5 separate regions of the Homo sapiens genome follow, and all the other regions are linked to region 4. Evidence: chromatin contacts called from ENCODE Hi-C or POLR2A ChIA-PET data. All regions are on one chromosome and are shown on one strand. The core of a region is the stretch at or near the end of the contact, and the rest is flanking DNA. Distances in the headings are between cores, read along the strand shown.

Region 1 (4,363 bases), core at 1,349-3,848, 3.2 Mb before region 4:
CAATCCCAGCACTTTGGGAGGTCAAGATGGGTGGATCACCTCAGGTCAGGAATTCGAGACCAGCCTGACCATTATGGCGAAACCCTTTCTCTACTAAAAATACAAAAATTAGCCACGCGTGGTGGCAGGCACCTATAATCCGAGCTACTCAGGAGGCTGAGGCTGGAGAATTGCTTGAACCTGGGAGGCGGAGGTTGCAGTGAGCCGAGATCGCGCCACTGCACTCCAGCCTGGGCAACAGAGCGAGACTCCCTCTCAGAAAAAAAAAAAAAAAAAAAAAAAAAGAGGCATTTTACTATTTTATATTGGGTAAGCATGGAAAAGGAGGCAAACTAATTTATTTGAGTGTGTAGAGAAGAAAAAGCAAGTTTTCCTTAACCATGGTAAGGTTCATGGCTGAGACTCCTATAACAAAATACAGATTAACAAGAGAAAAGCATACAAATTTGTGTAATATAAGTTTTACATGATGGGGAGTCTTCCTAAGGAAATGACCCAAAGAAAAGTCTGTGTACTTTTATGCATAGGTTTGAGAAAGTGGATAGTTGTGCAGAAGTATGATTGAACAAAGCGGGTATGATCTCACGGTAATAAATTGGGGGCATGAGATTAGCAAGACCTGTTTGTTCAGATTATTCTTGGTGTCCCTGTGTGACATTCCTTCCACCCTGATATAGGGCAGGACACCTGCCACATGAGGGTTTTCAAGAGAGATAAGAGGATGACCTTCCTAGGCTTTATGGCCTGCTTCAGAGACGGGTGAGGGAGATGTGACAGTGGCCTTCCAGTATATGCTGTTTTCTCAACTTCCAAGGTGCTATGTTTGGGGGTTGGGTTTCCTATGCCATATCAGTGCTTACAGTATGACAAGCAGCATGATGAGTGCTTTACAAAGCCTGCACTACATGTCAGGTAGTTTTTACTCATTTGTAAAATGAGCAATCTTCATTTTAGAAAGACTGACCAAAGGCCCAGTCATACAGATAGACGGTAGAATCCGGAATTGAAACTAGCTTCCTAAGCTACAATGGAGTGAAGCAAAAAAAGGAACTAAAACTAGGTCTAGGCTGGTAGGCTGGGTGCAGTGGCTCACGCCTGTAATCCCAACAATTTGGGAGGCCGAGGCAGGTGGATCACGAGGTCAGGAGATCGAGACCATCCTGGCTAACACGGTGAAACCCCGTCTCTACTAAAAATACAAAAAATTAGCCGGGCTTGGTGGCGGGCGCCTGTAGTCCTAGCTACTTGGGAGGCTGAGGCAGGAGAATCACTTGAACCCGGGAGGCGGAGCTTGCAGTGAGCCGAGATCGCGCCACTGCACTCCAGCCTGGGCAACAGAGCGAGACTCCGTCTCAAAAAAAAAAAAAAAAAGATTTTGAAGCATATGTTTCAACAGAGCAGATGGAGAAAGTTACGTCAAACGTCTTGAGAGGAGGACATGGAATGCCAAACACAAGGATCTAAAAACGGTAGTGGTGCTTTAATCCCACTGCCTTGGGACAGTGACGGAAATCAGGGACAAGAAGAAATACATTTCTTGAATTGGGCAGCTGAAAACCTAAAAAAATCGCTATCAAGTCCATTTATTTGTGTGTGTACATTTATTTATTTGTATTATTATTATTATTTGAGATGGAGTTTCGCTCTTGTTGCCCAGGCTGGAGTGCAGTGGCTCATCTCGACTCACTGTAAGCTCCGTCTCCCGGGTTCAAGCGATTCTCCTGCCTCAGCCTCCTGAATAGCTGGGATTACAGGCACGCACCACCACGCCCAACTAATTTTGTATTTTTAGTAGAGATGGGGTTTCTCCATGTTGGTCAGGCTGGTCTCGAACTCCCAATCTCAGGCGATCCGCCCACCTTGGCCTCCGAAAGTGCTCGGTTTACAGGCATGAGCCACTGCGCCCTGCCTGCATTATTATTTTTTAATGAGACGGGGGTCTCACTATGTTGCCCAGGCTGGTCAGTAACTCCTGAGCTCAAGCAATCCTCCTGCCTCGGCCTCCCAAAGTGCCATTTATATTTTATATACTCTAAAGGACCATGGGGCAGATACAGCACAGGCGGAAAGTCAGCTTTGAGTTAAGCCTGTTGGAGATGTAACAATACCAGGCAGAAACCCAGAAAGATGGGGCGTAGGGCTGGGTGCAGTGGCTCCCGCCTGTAAGCCCAGCACTTTGGAAGGCCAAGGCAGGCGGATCACTTGAGACCAGGAGTTGAGACCAGCCTGGGCAACATGGCGAAACCCCGTCTCTACCAAAAATATAAAATTAGCAGGGCGCTCACCTGGAGTCCCAGCTACTCAGGAGGCTGAAGTGGGAGGATCGCTTGAGCCCGGGAGGCGGAGCTTACGGTGGGCCGAGATCGCGCCGCTGCACTCCAGCCTGGGTGATAGAATGAGCCCCTGTCTCAAAGAAAAAAAGAAGGAAAAAAAAAAAAAAGAAATGGAAGCAGTGTAGGACCGAAGACGTCTGGGACGGAAGCTCACCCCCAGGAAGGCCTAGGGAGAGAGGCACCGGCGACGTGTCTGCACCACGCGTCACCGGCACGCGCGGTCCACACTCCAGCGCCGGGTCTCGCGAGAGCCCCAAGCGCGGAACCGAATCTGCAGGCGCGCCACTCTTTGCCTGCGGCACCCTTCCTCCAGTTCTCAGGGTGATGGTCGCGATAGTTGCACCAGCACATGAGGGCGAAAACCTCTTGTGCTGCCTCCCCGTGACTGCCAGTTCCCGGACCACGTTCTCCCCAAGAGCCCAAGAAGGGCAGACAGCCAGGCGCGCTTGGCTGGTCTCGGGAGGAGGAAGTGGCGGAAGTGGGATTTGGGAAACAATCCTGGAGTCGGTGTGCTACGCATGCGCCGAGGGAAGCGGCCAGGCGGGTGGAGGCGGTGACCGCGCGGAGGCACCGGCGGCCCAGAGGCTTATAGTCTCGCGCGCACAGCAGCGCGCTACGCGGCCATCACAGCACAGCCGATCCAGAGTCCAGTCACGTGACCCGCTCGTGGCAGTCCGTGTGGGGCACTGTAGTAGCATTTAGTGAGTCAGGCGAACCTAGCGGGCTGCCGCCCCAGATCAGTTTCTCCGTCAGATTCCATTTCTCCAGCGGCACCTGAACCGGCGCGGTCCTCTGCGTCTTCTTGCTCCCTGGGGATGGGGCCCGGAGCCCCCTTCTTCATAGAAGGGAAAGAGATTTGAGCAGGTGGAAGGAACAGGTGCCCAGGACGCTGTCCCGACGCCCACACGATGCGCTGAGACCTGAGCTTACCCTCGCGTGTCCCATCGTGCGGTGGTTCTGTCGCGGCCCTATGGGGAGGGACTCTGTCAGACGGGGACGTCACGAGGCGGCCTTGCCGGGCAGGGTATTGGGGGTACCGGCTCCATAGTTTAACTCCGCCTAGTAGTGACCGCGTCTTTTTGCGGTTTTCCTCAGTCCTGTGGCCGGAGACCTCTGCAGTCTCCCTCCCGCAATGGAGACGTCCTAGGAGGTCTTCTGTTTCCATGTTTAGGGAAATGGGAAACCTACATAGTTTAGTAACAAATTGAAAGAGTAGTCCAAAGTCTTCCAACAAAGAAGACTGCAAGCCACCATGGCTTCCCTGGCAAATTGAACGATATATAAGAGGAAAACATAATTCCAGTCTTTAATAGTTCCAGAATAAAAGGGGGAAGGAAGATGAAAGCGGGTAACACTTTTAAACTTTTTAATGGCCTAGCATAACCCTGATAGGAAAACCTGACGAGAACAGCGAATGGAAGGAAAAGTGTATGCAAGTTTTGCTCATGAGTCTAGACGGGAAACTCTGTAAGCAAAATATTAGCAAAATCTAGTATTATGTGAAAGGAATAATACCATAGCCAAGTTATGTGGTTTTTTGTTTTGTTCTGTTTTGTGGGGGTTTTTTTTTGAGACGTTTTGTTCTTTTTTTTTTTTTTTTTTGAAACCTCCACCTCCTGGATTCAAGTGATTCTCCTGCCTCAGCCTCCCGAGTAGCTGGGATTACAGGCGTGCGTCACCACGCCCGGCTAATTTTTTTTGTATTTTTAGTAGAGACGGTGGGGGGGTTTCACCGTATTGGCCAGGCTGGTCTGAAACTCCTGACCTCAAGTGATCCACCCGCCTGCCAAAGTGGTGGGATTACAGGCGTGAGCCACCTCGTCCAGCCAAATTAGGTTGTTTTAACATGAGAAGACAAATTACTGTAATTGAAGATACTAACTAATTAATGGAGAAAATATCATCTTAATAAATGTAGAATAATTTATTAAATTTAACACTTATTCATGATAAACACTCATGGAAAACCAGGAATAGAAGAGAAATTAATCTTATAGAGGGTATCTGCAAAACACCATACACCAAACATC
Region 2 (4,055 bases), core at 462-2,961, 3.2 Mb before region 4:
ACGGCGCCGGGTCTGATTTTCAACTTTAGAAAAGCAACTGACTAAAGTCTGTTAATAAAAAGAAATAAGTCTTCGGTTTAAATTGTACTGTATTACCAAGTTTGCGGGATACTGTAAAGCTTATGTGAAAACTTTTCATAACACTGAAATTGGGAGAAAAAGCACCTAAAAAACCCGAACAACCGTGTAATCCGTTCCAAAACAAACTATGGGCGGGTTGCGCGGAGGCCAGCAAGGTAAGAAAGCAAGCGATAATCGCAAAGCAGAGCCGACTGCTTCCTAATAAAAAATGGACCTTTAAAAATTAAAACCACTAGTTTTCAACCACAACACTTCGAAATGAGAATATTAGTCACCGTTGCCATAGAAACAGTAAAGCCAAGCTGCCCGGAATTTAGACATTTTTTTAAATACCGCAAACTGAAATGGGTGAAAATAGGGCAGAGTTTAGTGTGAACCTAAGTGGCCGGAACCTACTAGTAACTTTCACCAGGATAAAAGTGACTCTGCTTTTCTAACCTACATTTCCGAACAGTGCTTTATAAATCACCTCTCGGGGTTAGTTTATCAAGCGCAAAAAAAAGTTTACCTTGTCTCTTCCGGAAGAAGGAACCTGACAAAACCCCTCCCGGTAGTATTGCCCACAATCAGAGCCAGCCAGCGCAGGCTTGCACCGCGCAGCAAAGGGGGAGCCCAGCATCAAGTCCACGCGGAAAGCATCTGAATCCCGGCTGCTGGCTTTACTGGCGGAGCACAGAGGAAAACCCCAAGCTCCTGCCTACAGCCCCGGCCTGTCTGGCTCCCTCCTCCACGTCCCCACTCCACGCCACGTTCTGTGCCTGGCAGTCCACGCGCCCTAATCCAACTCGCATTTATTTAAGCACCCGCCGTCTACACCGCATCATGGTTCCTCCAGGCACTGCAGGAAGAAATGGCCCCATGCCGGGGGAAAGAAACACCAAAAGGACAGCCGCGAGGGCTGAAGACGACCCCGAATGACGGGATGACTGCCTGCAACGGGTGGTCAGGAGAGGAGCTCCCACCCTCACCCCGCGGGTCGTGACACTCCCAGGGAAGGGAGGGCCCCGAGGGGTGCACCAGGCCCGGCCTTCCTGGAGTCCGCCACAGCCGACTGGCGGCGTTAAGAGGTCCGCATCCCAGGACCGCCCGAGCGCTCCTCTGCCCCAAGGAGGCGACCCCGACTCCGGATCCCGGGAAAACGGCGAGCGCGGGTACCGAACCTCGGTAAGGGCCGGAGCGGGCTGTCACCGGCCCCCGCATCCCTCCCCTGCGGCCGCGGCCGGCCGCTCCCTCCCCAGCTTGACAGTCGCTGCAGTCACGGACGGAGCGTCTCTGCCCCAGCGTCGCCGCTCGCCCGGACGCCCGCACCCCCGTGCCCCACGCGGAGGGGGGCAGTGCCGGGAAGACCTCTCCGGACCCTCCCCCCGCCCTGGCCCCCAGACTCCGGAAAAGCGGTTACCTGGCGCGCGGGTTGGGGCGAGAGCACGACTCGGTGGAGGAGGAAGAGAAGACAGTGGCCTCCGGCCCAGGGAGATTTGGGAAATTTGGGAGACTTGTTCCGCACTAGGTGACAGCTGTTCGCTGCGCACGCGCACAGGACCCCGGCCGCCCGATCACTGCGCCGCGCCTCACCCTCCCGTCGAGGGGGTGGGTGGGAGGCAGCGGCGAAGGCGCGCGCACCGCCGGCTCTCCCTGCGCGAGGGCGCGCGCGCCGTCACGTGACCGCTGGGGCCCGCACTTGGTGAGTCACGTGGGCTTACAAACAGCTTAAAGGTGCCCGGCACGCTCTTGCTTTGGGCTCAACTTCCGCGCTGTGGTTAACTTAGGCTTGCTGGCGCGCATCTTCTTGTCCTTTGGACACAGGCATATCCCATTCTTTCCGGAGGGGAAAGATACTCGCGTAGAAGGAGAAAACAGGTGCACAGAACCTTGCCCGGAAGCGCTGGCTGGGGTCCCGCAGGGCTGGACCTGATGTAGTCCACGCGCCACACGTCCTCCTGGGCGCCGACGCGCACCTATGGCGGCCTCCGACGCGCGGACGTCAGCGTGGCGTTACCGGGGTGGAGCCTCGGAATGTACTGGAGAGCCTGGCGAGAAAGTCGGGGCTCGCAGCTCTCCGGCGATGACAGCGCTGTGTTCCCGTTCTCCCTTCACCCGGTGGCCGGGACCACTGAGCCTCCTTCCCACAATGGGAGATCCCGAATAGGCGAAGAGTATCTTCGTGTCCCAACCCTTTAACAACTACCGCGCAGGAGCGTGTCAGCCTCTGGAAGCAAAACTGTCCGGTGTTGAGTCACCTACACCCAGCACGTCCCGCCCCGACCCGCCCAAGTGTGCTCTTAAGATAGGGAGGCACAAAGGTGACCCCAATAGGAATCCTGGGCTGGCGGTCCCTCAGAAACTAGAGTTGATAACAGTTTGGCCAGAACTGAAGTGACTAGAAATGCAGGTGCCTCCAGCGTCTGAGACTAGATAAGTTAACTTCCTACAACTTGTTGCTTTTCCTCTGTAACTCCGCCTTCCGAGGTGTCAGAAGGAACCAACCAGACCTTAAGCCCCTGTACTGCCAAAGACAGATGGTTGAGCATCAGATGTTTTGCAAAGCTGAATGATTTTTTTTTTAAACTTCCTACAGAGCTCCCAGCTGGGTCCCTTGTGGCGTTTTCTCTAACGTCTTAGCTAAGAAAGATTGGGCATATCTTCACACCAGTGAGCAAAGTTGGGCTAATATGCTGAATTTTCTGTTACATTATACTGATAACAGAATTTTAAAAATATATCGACACCGCTTACCACGCGCTTGAACTCGTTTCTCACTGGGGTGAACATTGTGAGGACAGATGGAATGTGATTAATTGAGCTAAGGCTAACGGGATTATTGGGTCACCATATTTCTTTAGTTGTTAAAAACAAAGTTCCGCTACACACACAGACACACTCTTTTTTGAGACGGAGTCTTGCTGTGTCGCCCAGTTTGGAGTGCAATGGCGCTATCTCGGCTTACTGCAACCTCCGCCTCACGGGTTCGAGAGATTCTCCTGCCTCAGCCTCCCGAGTAGCTGGGATTACAGTCGCCCGCCACCACGCCCAGCTAATTTTTGTATTTTCAGTAGAGACAGGGTTTCGCCATGTTGGCCAGGCTGGTCACAAACTCCTGACCTCAGGTGATCCGCCCGCCTCGGCCTCCCAAAGTGCTGGGATTACAGGCGTGAGCCACTTCACCCGGCCACACACAATTCTGAACTTGGCTAACGTATACTCAACTGGGAATTTTCCAAATGTGTGCATGTAACGTCAGGATCCCAACCATCCTTACAAGTAAATTGGATATGCTAAAATAATAAATATGCAACCTAACACTTACTTAGAACAGTAATGTGAGCTACACACTGTCTTCAGAGCTTCACATGTATTAATAAATACTTATAATAATTCAATGAATAGGTACTATTAATACCTCATTGTTACAGATGTGGAAACTGAAGCATAGCGGTTAAGAAATATGTCCACAATCAAGCAGCTAGGGTCTTTTGGAAGCCATATGCTATATTAGAAATCTTGTGCACCAGAATAAAAAATCTGGAAACCTGAAATCCATTTTCTTCAGAATTTGCAGATGCACAAATAACATTTCTTTACCATTGTGAATTAGAGTATGACTTTTTTTTAACCTGAAGAACTGAAGTGGATATACGAACCTTGCTAACTTCACTGAGCACTTTTTAATTTTAAGGAAGATAATGTAAAATGTCAAAACACTTCAAAAGCTGTAAAGCACTATGTGAATCCATTAAGTGCTTCACAGTCTTGGAAAGTGAAGAGAGCCTACTAGAAAATCAACTGGACTCATGGCACTGAGGGCAGTCTTGTGTCCCTAATGTATCAAAATACCTCCATATTATGAATTATCGTGAAAACATTTTAGCCATATAGTAAATTTTTTATTTAGATTCAATTGTTTAAATCCCAATTGCAATATATTAATGGAAGGCTGTATGAACAATACATAGATTCCCCTTGAAGTTTATATGTAA
Region 3 (4,072 bases), core at 1,573-4,072, 4.3 Mb before region 4:
TCTGTTATGGTGATCTGTGATCAGTGATATTTGATGTTACTATTGGAATAATTTTAGGGCAGAATGAACCACACCCATAGAAGATGGTGAACTTAATAAAAATGTGTGTTTTGACTGCTCCACCCACCAACCATTGCCCTCTCTACTTCTCCTCTGCATTTGCTGAGATGCAAAAATATTGAAATTAGGCCAACTAATAACATGACAATGGCCTCTAAGTGTTCAAGTGAAAGGAAGAGTCAAACTTCTCTCAACTTAAGTCAAAATGCAGAAATGATTATTACTAAGGAAGGCATGTCGAAAACTGGGATAGGCCGGAATGTAGGCCAAACAGCCAAGTTGTAAATACAAAGAAAAAGGAAGTTAAAAGTGCTACTCTAGTGAACACACCAATGATTAGAAAGTAAAACAGCCATATTGCTGATATGGAAAAAGTTTCAGTCATCCGGATAGAAGATCAAATCAGCCACAACATTCCCTTAAATCAAAGCCTAATCCAGAGCAAGACCTCAACTCTCCTTAATTCTACGAAGGCTGAGGGAGGTGAGAAAGCTGCAGAAGAAAAGTTGGAAGTTAGTAGACATTGGTTCATGTGGTTAAAAAAAAATAAGCTGTCTTCATAACATAAAAGTGCAAGGTGAAGCAGCAAGTGCTGATGTAAAAGCTGCAGCAAGTTATCAAAGAGATGTAGCTTAGATAATTGATAACAGATAATCAGTATAGATGAAGCAGCATTCTATTAATAAAAGATGCCATCTAAGACTTTCATAACTAGAGAGGACAAGTCAATGCTTGGTTTCACGCTTCAAATCTGACTTTCTTGTTAGAATCTAATATAGCTGATGACTTTAAATTGAAGCCAGTCCTCATTTACCTTTCTGGAAATCCTAGCATCCTTAAGAATTATGCTAAGGATACTCTGCCTGTGCTTTATAATTTGAACAACAAAGCCTGATGACAGCACATCTGTTTACAGCATGGTTTACTGAATATTTTAAGTTCATTGTTGAGACTTCTTGCTCAGAAAAAAGATTCCTTTCAAAATATTACTGCTCATTGACAATGTACCTAGTTACTCAAGAGCTTTAATGGAAATGTACAAAGAGATTAGCATTTTCATAACTGCTAACACAACATCCATTCTGCAGCCTATAGATAAAGAAGTAATTCTGACTTTCAAGTTTTATTATATAAGAGATACATTTTGTAAGGCTCTTGCAGCCTTACAATCAGAGATAATGATTTCTCTGATGAATCTGGTTAAAGTAAATTGAAAACCTTCTGGGAAAGATTCACCATTCTGATGCCATTAAGAATATCTGTGACTCATGGGAGGAGATCAAAATATCCCTAACTGGATATTGGAAGAAATTGATTCCAATCTTTATGAACAACTAAGAAGGGTTCAAGATTTCAGATGAGGGAAGTAACAGCAGATGTGGTGGAAATAGCAAGAGAACTAGAATTAGAAGTGGAGCCTGATGATGTGACTGAATTGCCACAATCTCATGATAAAACTTGAACAGATGAGGGGTTACTTCCTATGGATGAAGAAAGTGGTTTTTTGAGACGGAATCTACTCCTGGTGAAGATGCTATGAACATTGTCAAAATGTTGGATAAAGGGCTCCAATTTTGAAAGACGTTATATAGTGGTTATTAAAATGCTATAAAACGGCATTGCATGTTGCAAAAAAATCTTTCGTAAAAGGAAGAGTCAATTCTTGCAGAAAATTTCATTATTGTCTTATTTTAAGAAATTGGCACAGTTACCCCAACCTTCAGCAACCACTACCTTGATCAGTCAGCAGCCATCACCATCAAGGCCAGACCCTCCACCAGCAAAAAGATTAGAAGTGGCCAGGTGCGGTGGCTCATGCCTGTAATCCCAGCACTTTGAGAGGCCAAGGCAGGTGGATTACCTGAGGTCAGGAGTTTGAGAATAGCCTAGCCAACATGGTGAAACCCCGTCTCTACTAAAAATACAAAAAAATTAGCCAGGCGTGGTGGCAGGCATCTGTAATCCAAGCTACTCGAGAGGCTGAGGCAGGAGAATCACTTGAACCCGGGAGGCGGAAGTTGCAGTGAGCCGAGATTGTGCCATTGCACTGGGCAGTCTGGGCAACAAGAGCAAAACTCCACCTCAAAAAAAAAAAAAAAAAAAAGATTAGGATTTACTGAAGGCTAAGGTAATCGTTACCATTTTTTGGGCAAGATGTTTTTTAAATTAAGATATATATACTGTTTTTTAGACACAATGCTACTGCACATTTAATAGACTACAGTATAAACAACTTTTATATGCACGGAGAAACCAAAAAAAAATTGCATGGCTTGCTTTATCGAGATATTTGCTGTATTGTGTTGGTCTAGAACCAAACCTGCAATCGCTATGGTATGTCTGTATCTAGCACATGATTATGCACATATAAAACCCAACTCCTTGATTCACAGGCCTCTGGATAGGAGATATGACATGCCCAAGGTCTCGCAGTTCATGTGAGGCAGGAAACTTAAGAGAGCCAGACTTCTTTAAGGAGACTGAAAGGTGATTCATTTAGTGAGTAGCGATTACAGAATTTCTAAAACAGTGGGGGCGGGGGGGGCGGCGGGGAGGAGGGCTGGAATTGTCCTCCAGCGCATACAAGGTTGTTGCTGCCAGAGAAATCCAGCAGGAAAGAGCAGCATTCTTTCACCTTTTCCGCCTCTGAAGCGGAGGAGAACTTCATTTCCCAGCAGCCCTTAAGATTCCTCCGCGCACTGCGCTAGCGTCCCGGCATTCTGCTTTCCGGCGCTCTGCCTTCCGGTGCGTCGTTTACGCCAGTTTGAACCAAAGACGCCCAAGGTTGAGGCCGAGTTCCAGAGCATGGGGTCTCGGTTGTCCCAGCCTTTTGAGTCCTATATCACTGCGCCTCCCGGTACCGCCGCCGCGCCCGCCAAACCTGCGCCCCCAGCTACACCCGGAGCGCCGACCTCCCCAGCAGAACACCGCCTGTTGAAGACCTGCTGGAGCTGTCGCGTGCTTTCTGGGTTGGGGCTGATGGGGGCGGGCGGGTACGTGTACTGGGTGGCACGGAAGCCCATGAAGATGGGATACCCCCCGAGTCCATGGACCATTACGCAGATGGTCATCGGCCTCAGTGAGAATCAAGGCACAGCACTTGGGCGGGTTGGGTATCTGCGGGGTAGAGGAAGGAAACGGAGCAGCCACGTGGGCGGGGAGGCGGGGAGGCGGGGTGCTGCCGCTGGTCAGGTGGTGGGGGCACCTCAAACAAGGTGGGAGAGGAAGTTGTTGGAACGCCTTTCTTTTTTTTTTTTTAATTTTAAGTTAGTATTTCTTGAGAACCCTTATTAGACTCAGCCCTTTTAATTCTCAGAATAGCTGTTAGAAGTAGGTATGATTATAGTATTTACTGTGGAGCAAACCGAGGCAACGAGGAGTATTGTGTTCATGGTCAGGAAATGACAGTCACTTGATCCCAGGTATATCAGATCTCAAAGCCCATACTTTTTCTCCAGGTCCTGGAGAAAGCCTGAGCGAGGGCCCTTGACCTTAATTTAAGAAATTTGCCTTGAATCCCAGATCTTTAGACGTGGATTCTAAGCTCACCTACTTGGTACACCTGGGTAATGTGGCCCACAGCCCCGTTCTGTGATCGTCAAGATGTCATCCAATCAAACGTCATGATTTTTTTAGCTTTCAAACCGATTGTCAGTGAATAGAATTTTAGGTTTCTAACTGTCTTACCTTCTTGATCCTGTATAGGTAAATTCTCCTACAGGATATTCTTTTTTTTCCTGATTTTTTTTTCTTTTTCTGTGCTTCACTTGCCTTATAAGAAAGATACAATGGTAATATATCCTCCAGAAGTGTTGTGAGGGTTAAATAAGATGGCGTATATGTGAAACACTTGGTAAATTTAAATGCAGCATAAAGGTAAGGTATTGTTGTTTTTTTTCTAGGCATTGCCACCTGGGGTATCGTTGTCATGGCAGACCCCAAAGGGAAGGCCTACCGCGTTGTTTGAAAGTACCACCAGTGAATCTGTCTTCTGTCTCTGTCCCTTTCCCCG
Region 4 (4,264 bases), core at 1,704-4,203:
AACTAATTACAGTATTAAACAATACATGCATATAAAATCCGTATTTTCGATTCTATAGCTTGAACTGGTATCTTGGTCATCTGATTCAGTGTGGTGGTGTATTTGTACCTTTTCACACTGCTATAAAGAACTGCCGGAGACTGGGTAATTTATGAAGAAAAGAGGTTTAACTGACTCACAGTTCTGCAGGCTTAACAGGAAGCATGACTGGGAGGTCTCACGGAAACTTACCATTATGGCGGAAGGCGAAGGGTACAAGGACTTTCTTCACATTGTGGCAGGTGAGAGAGGGGTAGTGGTAAATATTTTTAAACAAGCAGATCTCGTGAGAAGTCACTCTTGAAACAGCACTAGTGGGATGGTGCTAAACCATCAGAAACTGCCCCCAGGATCCAATCATCTCCCACAGGGCCCCTCCTTCAACACTTTCGGATTACGATTTCACATGAGAGTTGGGTGGGGACACAAAGCCAAACCCTATCAGGCAGTAACACTAACATTTCAAATATTAACCTCAATATGGTTAGAATTGTATCATCATCAAGTATCCTAAAACATGGGAAAATATTCTAAATTCTAAATTTTCAAGAATTAACTTCAGGAAATTTATCTATTCCTAACTCTGGAAAAGACCAAATCTGTAAGGCAAAAAAAAAAAAAAAAAAAAAAAAAAAAAATTTAAGCAGCTTAAAACTGATTCTATAATGTCCTAGCACAAGGGTTGCACTTATTTTTTAATAGTCCCTCGAAGTACCTATTTATACTCTTGAGATACAGTTTTGCACAAGGTTCACTATGTGGTTTTCTTGCCTGCAGATTAAGAGCAATAAATTAAAAGGGCGGTAAGGATAATAGAACTATGTTCACTGACAAAAATAAAAAGCAACAGCTGACAATGAAAGACGGGACAGGCAAACTATAACAGACAATGGAATTTAAAAAAACAAAGCTATTCAGAGAGCCATGTAGTGTGAACATACAGCCCTACACACCATTATAGGAATGAGGACTTTATCAGTAAATATAATAAAGAGAATATTCATAACGACTACCAGTTTTCATAAAGCTGGAACGTATACCTCATTTCCCATCTGTATGTCAAATGGGACCCACACTGGTCACCACACAATCATTTGTCTGACTAGAAGCCCTTACTACCACAGTGGGTCAGGAAACCTTTTAGCTTTAGCACTAGGCTCACCACTGTTCACTACTGCAACACATTATTATTGTAAGAACATCTCTAACTCATGAGATTATCAAAGGCAACAATATTACTTTTAAAAACGTACCCAAAGTAGCTGGTTCCTAAAACAAGGTAACCTTGTATTCTATGGCACGCAGCCATAAACTAAAACCACCGACTTTTAGGACTCTCGGCCTGTTTTTCCTCAAATGCGAATATTACCTAACACTGGTGTTGTTGGGATTACATGAGATAATGTATGTAAAACACTTAGCACCAGTTCTGGGACACAGAATGAGCTCAGTATTATTTTAGCGCTGGTGAACGCATGCCGGCCCAAATCCCTTACTTGCAGGTGCAAAAATTAAGCCTCAAGAGGAGAACTGACTTCCTAAGGCTCTACTTCTACTATGTCATTGTCCTGGTTAAGCAGCTTAGCGGCAAATGTTGGGAGATTTTGGGTATTGGCAGGGCCTGGGGGCATGTGCCTGCTGGACTCGAGTCTGCAGAGAATTGGAGGAGTCTGTTTGAACCATGAGGCATTACAGGCTGTGCCTTATCAACGGGTGTTTGAGATGGCAGGTTGTGTTAACAACATTCAACACAGACGGAAGCCATTCGTCTATCTCAATACAGCCACAAACAGCAAGACCCTCAGCTACAGTAGGCTGAGTAACGGGGGATGAGAGCACGGCAGGTAACAGGATCCGGGCTTGAGCTCAACTCCCAGTTCGGTCTTTAAAGAGGGGTGAGCACTTAAGGGCTGAAACTAACAGAACTAGAAACTAACAGGATGGTATCGCAGGCAGGTGTAAGCTACCCCGCCCCTCTACGCCTTCCGTCGAGGGGAACCGCCAAATGCGCTTTCTCAGCCTCCGGGCAGGGCAATTTCTTGCTCTCTACAGGCACTTACTCCCATCCCTTGTAGATAGGGAGTGATGACCTCGCTTTTTCGTTATGGAGTGAGGGCCGGACACGCTTGGACCTCACCTCTCCGCGCCACGCTGCGGCGGCACCGCGGGAGGCCGACTCGCGCCCACGCACACCCCACGCTCGCCTTCTCTAAGATGGCGGCAGAGGCAGCTCGCTCACGCCCCGCCGCCCGCGCTCCTCCACAAGTCGTGCCCTCAGGAGGCGGGAGCGGGTGAGAGCGCGGAAAGCAGGAGGGCGAGAGTGACGCGGACCCTCCAGTCTAGCGCAGGCCGCGGAGCCCTGAAGCGTCCAGGAAAAGGAAAAGCCAGGAGGCTGACGCTACCAGGAACACCGCCGGCGCCTCAGAAACTAAAAAGCGGCGGCACATCCGGGCCCCTCTGCCCGCCCCGCCCCGGAAGTAACGTATCGGGCAGGGCGGGGGCCGCTCTTCAAAGTGGATTCTTCCCTCGCCATAGCTCGTTTCTTCACAAAGTGCCTGGAATCACCCTCGCCACCCCCTCCCCCGGGTTAGCCGTTACTCTCTCGTGGCTCCGGGACGTCTCTGTACAAAGCTGGCTGCTGGGACAGGCAGCCCTCGTTTCACAGATAGTACCCCTCGCACCACGACTCCTGGGCCTCGCCAGCGCGTGTAGTAACGTCCCTCCGAGAGGACTCTTGGTGACCTCAGCCCCAGCCAAGCATAGGCGCACCTCTTCGGAGTCCTGCGGTGGAATCCCGGCCTCGTGCCCCGTCACCCCGCCGCCCCGCCACCCCACCCGGGTTTGGGGGCCGTCAGTCACAGCGCTGCGCCCTCCCCTTCCGGCGGCTTGGCCGGGCCCGCCTCCTCCCCTCTTCCCTCCCCCACCCCTCCCCGTGCGAGTGTCTCCCTCTCCCTCTCGCTCTCTCTCTCTCTCCCTCTCTCTCTCTCTTTTGTGAGTTATAGCAACCGTTGCCTTGTGAATCAAGCGCCATAGTCACCGTAGTCCTGGCGACTGTTACCCATCAACAACAACTACTCCTCTCCTCCTCCTCCTCCTCTTCCTCCTCCTCCTCCCCACCACCACCATCTCCATCACCCACCAACAACACCACAATAATCCACAGCCAAGGTGAATATTCTTCGGTCTCTACATGTGTGTGGGAGCGTGTGGCTGCGTGTGAACGCGTGTGTCCGTGCGTGTGTGTGTTCGTGTGTGCGAGCCGAGTGTGGCTGTGCTGGGGTCTCACTCCTGACACGGGGGCTGCCGCTGCGGCGCCGCCGCCGAGGGGCTCTGTTCCCCGGGCTTGTTTACAATGGACCCTGCGCGCCGCGGCTGGGTCGGGGGTGTGGGCGCCGCGCCGCCCGCCGGCCCCGGCCCTGCGCCGGCCGCACTTCAGGGATGGAGCGGGAGCTTGGGGGGCTGCGAGCCGAGCGGGAGAGGGAGCCACAGTTTTCCGATGCGGATGCTGGATCTTTCCCTTAGGTCTGGTCTGAGGAGGAGGGTCAGGTGAAGAGATAAGAATTTGTTCTTTCTTTAATTTTCTTCTTTTCCAACGCTGCTGTTTCCTGCTTCTTTCAAAGCCGAAATAGACAACAGTGTGCAAGGGGGGGACCCAAGAGGTGGTGTTTTGTTGTTGTTGTTGTTCACTTGTGGGGCCTTGTTATGGGTTTTGTTATTTTTAATCCTCATACGTTGGTGAACTTTTCCCACCGCCCATTCCCTTCATTTTTGCCCCTCTTTGCCTGGTGCTGAATGGGCTGCTCTTCTTTCACCATCATCAGCTTCATGGTTTTCTTTTTTCTTTTTAAAACTGTATTTTCTTTGTGCGGCAAACAGTCTTAACATCCATTCAGCACTCTTCCCTCCCCCTCTTTCTCCCCCCCCCCACACACCCCTTGCACACATATTGAAACCTGGGGCCTGTTCGTTGGGCCCTCTTTGCTGTACTGGGAAAGATGTTTTTCTTTTTTAAAGTCTGTCTCCTCTCTCTTCTTTGGTGTGTGTGTGTGTGTGTGTGTGTGTGTGTGTGTGTGTGTGTGTGTGTGTGCTTGTGATTTAAACCGGATGCAGGGCATCTGTGATACTTGGGTTAGTAGTTATTGACAGTGCTTTATCCTTCATGTGGAGGTGGGAGGGGGAGTAGTGAGGTTCCGTTTCACTTTGATGATCCTCCTTCCCCGCAGTA
Region 5 (3,902 bases), core at 4-2,503, 3.2 Mb after region 4:
CAAACACAATGAGTTCAAAACTAACTCAACTTTCCTGGCAATCTGCTCTTCCCATACCTTCCATACCTCCACACTTCTGCAAGTGGCAATTCCAGTCCACCAATTGCCCAGGTGGAAAACATTAAAGTCAATCTTGCTTCTTCTCTTTCTCCTACACTCTACATATCACCCATCAGAAAATCCTATCCACTTTCTTCTGAAATATATCCAGAATACTTCTCACTTTCTCTTCTGCCACCACCCTCGTCCAAAGCACCGGTATTGCTTTCCTGAGTTACCGTGACATCTTCCTAACTGCCCTCCCTCGTCCAGTCTATTTTCCACACTGCAGCCAGAGTGATCCTCATAAAAAGTCAAATGGTTCCACGCCCAACCTCAATGCTCACAGCAGCTTCCTGTCTTAGAGTAGGAGCCAATGTTCTACAGTCTCTGAGGCCTGTGACCCAGCCCTGCTTTCTCTATGACTGCATTTCCTACTGCCCACTCTGTTCAGGCCTCATTCTGCTTCCTTGCTGCTTCTGGAGCACGTCACTTATTGAAGTTTTGGGGACTTTGCACGTACTGTTCCTTCTGACTGGAATATTTTTCCTTCAGATGTCCGTCAAGTTCATTCAGAATTCTGCCCAAGTGTCTCCTTTCTAGATAGAGGCCTTCACGGATGATCCAATCTAAAAGCATCTCTTCTGGGTCACGATTTCATTCTTCAAAGCCCTCAATACTCCCTGACACAATCGACATTTTCTATTTGTCTGCGTCTGTCCCTCATTCTGAAAGGCAAACTCTATGAGGATAGGCCCTCTATTGTATTCACTGTTGTATCTTCAATCTCACTGCTGTGCCAGCAGTTCCTGACATAGAGACCCAATACATATTTCTAAAACGAATGAGTAAGCTCTCTACTATCTTTAAACGAAGCTGAAGGCAGTAAAGTTCTTCTAGCTTCTGTGATATCGAAGTTCTGTACTTTATGGACTAAACACTCTCCTGCTTCCAACAACAACAATCTAGCACTGATGCCACTAAGAGGGAGATGCTGACATGCCACCATGGGCATCACTCTAGTTTCACCAAGGCTGAGTTGATTCCTCTGCTGAACAATGACAATAAAGAAACGTCTGCTCTGTGTGCAGAATGCCTGCCACTCTTTCCTTTTATCTTCCATTGTGAATTTGCAAGAAAATTATCTTGAGATCTTCATTTTCCGTCATGTCCCTTCCAGTGCAATCAGTGAAACCTAAGAATAGCCCAACCCCTTGAAAGATGAAGTGCAAAAGAACAACAGAATCAGAAGAATAAAAGAGGACCATATTTATCAGGCAATTAACCATTTAAGTCATCATGAGCTGTAAAATAAAAAAGGCTGCTTTATTGCACAGAAGCCTATACACATAACAAAAATAAATGCCTTCTAAGCTATGAGACTTTTTTTTTAAATAAATGTTACATATACAAACATGCCATGTAACCATGGTGTTTGGTACATATCCAGGATGTGGCTTTTTACATCCTTTTCTTCAGTCAGAGCCGTTATGGTCCAGCTAATTCATTCCATTTCACTTCAAAATTGTTCTATTCTCACTTTTAAAAATAGGATTTTTCCCTCCATAAAATATGTAGCTTAAGGTTATTAACCACCTACACAGTCTCAAATCCTCCTTACTTCCTTAGGGCATAGATCCTAACTCTTTCTTCTCTTGTCCTCTCGCCTCCCCTCCCCTCCTTTCCTCTGAGACAGGGTCTCCTAACTCTTCTCTTGTATGTTACTCTTCTTTTGTATGTCTTCTCTTCTCTTCTCTTCTCTTCTCTTCTCTCTTTCTCTTCTCCTCTCTTCTCTTTTCTTTTCTGAGACAGGGTCTCACTCTGTTGCCCAGGCTAGAGTACTGTGGCTCAATCATGGCTCACTGCAGCCTCCAACTCCTGAGTTCAAGTGATCCTTCTGCCTCAGCCTCGCAAGTAGCTGGGACTAAAGGCATGTGCCACCATGCCTGGCTAATTTTTCTTTTTAACTTTGTTGTAGAGATGAGTTCTCACTATGTTGCCTAGGCTGGCCTCGAACTCTTGGCTTCAAGCTATCCTCCTGCCTCTGCCTCCCAAATTGTTGGGATTACATACAGCCATGAGCCATTGTGCCTGGCTTCTACTTTGAACAATCAGAAAATAGGCCGGGTGTAATGACTCATACCTGTAATCCCAGCACTTTGGGAGGCCAAGGCAGGCAGATCACTGAAGCTCAGGAGTTCAAGACCAGCCTGGACAACATGGAGAAACTCCGTCTCTACAAAAAAAATACAAAAATTAGCCAGGCGCAATGGTGCGCCTGTGGTCCCAGTTACTTGGGAGGCTGAGGCAGGAGAATCGCTTGAGCCTGGGAGGCGGAGGTTGTAGTGAGCCAAGATTGTACCACTGCACTCCAGCCTGGGCGACAGAGCAAGGCCCTGTCTCTAAATAAATAAATAAATAAATGAAAAGACAATAGTATATTACAGTTTCATTTTAACAGAGGTACTGATTATAGACTTGTTTGCCTGAATAGGTGGCTGGCACCAGAGGGTCTCTGGTTAATCTATTCACACAGCTGTGGCAATAGAGAATGCCAAAGCCAATAAGTGAGTCTACACACAGGGTTATTTACTAGCCACAGCTGCCTTCTAGCCCTGGTCACAAAGGATTTTGGTAGGAGTGTCAAATAGACCTGGGACAAGTTTATCATCACATCTAGAAAACCAACTTCAAATGATGGATCCCCTTCATACTAAAAAATGCAAAATTTGAAAATATTTTATCTACTTAGAAAATGTTTATACACATAGTCATCAGACCTGATATTTATAGTTTTTAAAAACCCCAATAAAACAAAAAGAAAAATCAACATCAAACATACACCCTTCCTCTCATCTGATTTATCAGATTTATGACAGAAACCACTGTATTTTCTAAGGATATATCTGTAGGGTTAGTAAGTGGTCTTTGCTTACTACACCTTCTGAAATTCAAAGCACACAGGGCAAAATAAGTGTTACCTTTCTTTATATATTCCCCCCATTTGGAATACGTCTACCTTTAAAGTTTTTTTAAATGGGCCGAGCGCAGTGGCTCAAGCCTGTAATCCCAGCACTTTGGGAGGCCGAGGCGGGCGGATCACCTGAGGTCAGAAGTTCAAGACCAGCCTGGCCAACATGGCGAAACCCCGTCTTTACTAAAAATACAAAAATTAGCCAGACATGGCGGCAGCTGCCTGTAATCCCAGCTACTCAGGATGCTAAGTCAGGAGAATCACTTGAACGCAGGAGGCAGAGGTTGCAGAGAGCAGAAATCACATCACTGCACTCCAGCCTGGGTGACAGAGGGAAATTCCATTACAAAAAAAAAAAGTAAAACTAGGCCGGGCCCAGTGGCTCATGCCTGTAATCCCAGCACTTTGGGAGGCCGAGGTGGGTGGATCACTTGAGGTCAGGAGTTTGTGACCAGCCTGGCCAACATGGTGAAACCCTGTCTCTACTAAAAGTACAAAAATTAGCCAGTTGTGGTGGTGCACGCCTGTATTCCTAGCTACTGGGGAGGCTGAGGCAGGAGAATAGCTTGGACCTGGGAGGCAGGAGTTGCAGTGAGCCAAGATTGCGCCACTGCACTCCAGCCTGGGTGACAGAGCGAGACTCCATCTCAAAAAATACATTAAAATTTTAAATAAATAAATAACAGAGCTGTTTAAATGATTCTCAACCTGGGCTTCAAGTTAAAGTCCCCAGGGAACTTTAAAATACTGATGCTTGGTCCCCACCCCCAGGAATTCTGATTGAATTGTCCCTAGATAATTTTAATGTCCAGTCAGGGCTGAGAACCCTTACTCTAAGTCTTCTCAGCCTTCTCAATCAAGCCTTTGCCTCCTATCACATCATGTATCC

What was found. A loop is a pair of places that touch in the nucleus more often than their neighbours do. ChIA-PET counts read pairs that join two places held with the same protein, here RNA polymerase II (POLR2A). Pooled maps may share reads with other maps.
Region 1: a loop to region 4 is called in a map of B cell, with 9 times the contacts of the local background. The contact joins the enhancer-like site here to the promoter of RFX3 in region 4. A Hi-C loop is called at or near these places in 1 of 168 maps with a recorded cell type or tissue (B cell), 4 of 37 single-sample maps with no recorded cell type and 21 of 50 pooled maps. POLR2A ChIA-PET finds 5 or more read pairs at or near these places in 1 of 52 experiments (CD4-positive, alpha-beta T cell).
Region 2: a map of CD4-positive, alpha-beta T cell shows a loop between it and region 4 (11-fold over the local background). The contact joins the promoter of KDM4C here to the promoter of RFX3 in region 4. A Hi-C loop is called at or near these places in 6 of 168 maps with a recorded cell type or tissue (CD4-positive, alpha-beta T cell, CD4-positive, alpha-beta memory T cell, CD8-positive, alpha-beta T cell and 3 more), 6 of 37 single-sample maps with no recorded cell type and 19 of 50 pooled maps. POLR2A ChIA-PET finds 5 or more read pairs at or near these places in 9 of 52 experiments (CD4-positive, alpha-beta T cell, CD4-positive, alpha-beta memory T cell, CD8-positive, alpha-beta T cell and 6 more).
Region 3: a map of CD4-positive, alpha-beta memory T cell shows a loop between it and region 4 (21-fold over the local background). The contact joins the promoter of DMAC1 here to the promoter of RFX3 in region 4. A Hi-C loop is called at or near these places in 1 of 168 maps with a recorded cell type or tissue (CD4-positive, alpha-beta memory T cell), 1 of 37 single-sample maps with no recorded cell type and 8 of 50 pooled maps. POLR2A ChIA-PET finds 5 or more read pairs at or near these places in 1 of 52 experiments (CD8-positive, alpha-beta T cell).
Region 5: a map of CD4-positive, alpha-beta memory T cell shows a loop between it and region 4 (25-fold over the local background). The contact joins the enhancer-like site here to the promoter of RFX3 in region 4. A Hi-C loop is called at or near these places in 1 of 168 maps with a recorded cell type or tissue (CD4-positive, alpha-beta memory T cell), 1 of 37 single-sample maps with no recorded cell type and 10 of 50 pooled maps. POLR2A ChIA-PET finds 5 or more read pairs at or near these places in 1 of 52 experiments (activated CD4-positive, alpha-beta memory T cell).

What each region holds. Positions count from the first base shown.
Region 1 is chr9:6,679,911-6,684,273 of GRCh38, reverse strand. No RefSeq gene overlaps it. Among named protein-coding and RNA genes, the nearest start is that of LINC02851, 22 kb to the left of the region's middle. RefSeq lists enhancers at 548-807, 2,376-2,495, 2,566-2,855, 2,321-3,069, 2,976-3,355. Within about 2 kb of position 2,598, at least 41 of the 41 ENCODE cell types and tissues checked have a DNase peak (open chromatin) inside an H3K27ac peak, as active enhancers do; they include B cell and CD4-positive, alpha-beta T cell, where a contact is called at or near this core.
Region 2 is chr9:6,755,629-6,759,683 of GRCh38, reverse strand. KDM4C (lysine demethylase 4C) reads right to left here and starts at 1,711. Exons shown (of 22, transcript NM_015061.6): 1 at 1,481-1,711. RefSeq lists enhancers at 398-617, 1,818-2,177, 2,909-3,620 and silencers at 1,278-1,447, 1,538-1,777.
Region 3 is chr9:7,798,528-7,802,599 of GRCh38, reverse strand. It overlaps DMAC1 (distal membrane arm assembly component 1), which reads left to right and starts at 2,822. Exons shown (of 2, transcript NM_033428.3): 1 at 2,822-3,139; 2 at 3,963-4,072. The coding sequence starts at 2,866. The coding sequence ends at 4,027. RefSeq lists an enhancer at 2,512-3,058.
Region 4 is chr9:3,524,690-3,528,953 of GRCh38, reverse strand. It overlaps RFX3 (regulatory factor X3), which reads left to right and starts at 2,953. Exons shown (of 17, transcript NM_001282116.2): 1 at 2,953-3,207. LOC124902110 (a long non-coding RNA gene) reads right to left here and starts at 2,469. Exons shown (of 8, transcript XR_007061398.1): 1 at 2,177-2,469. RefSeq lists enhancers at 2,009-2,308, 2,569-2,618, 3,196-3,812 and silencers at 2,799-2,988, 3,419-3,508.
Region 5 is chr9:275,367-279,268 of GRCh38, reverse strand. The region is part of intron 2 of DOCK8 (dedicator of cytokinesis 8); the gene reads right to left. Among named protein-coding and RNA genes, the nearest start is that of DOCK8-AS1, 62 kb to the right of the region's middle. Within about 2 kb of position 1,253, at least 6 of the 41 ENCODE cell types and tissues checked have a DNase peak (open chromatin) inside an H3K27ac peak, as active enhancers do.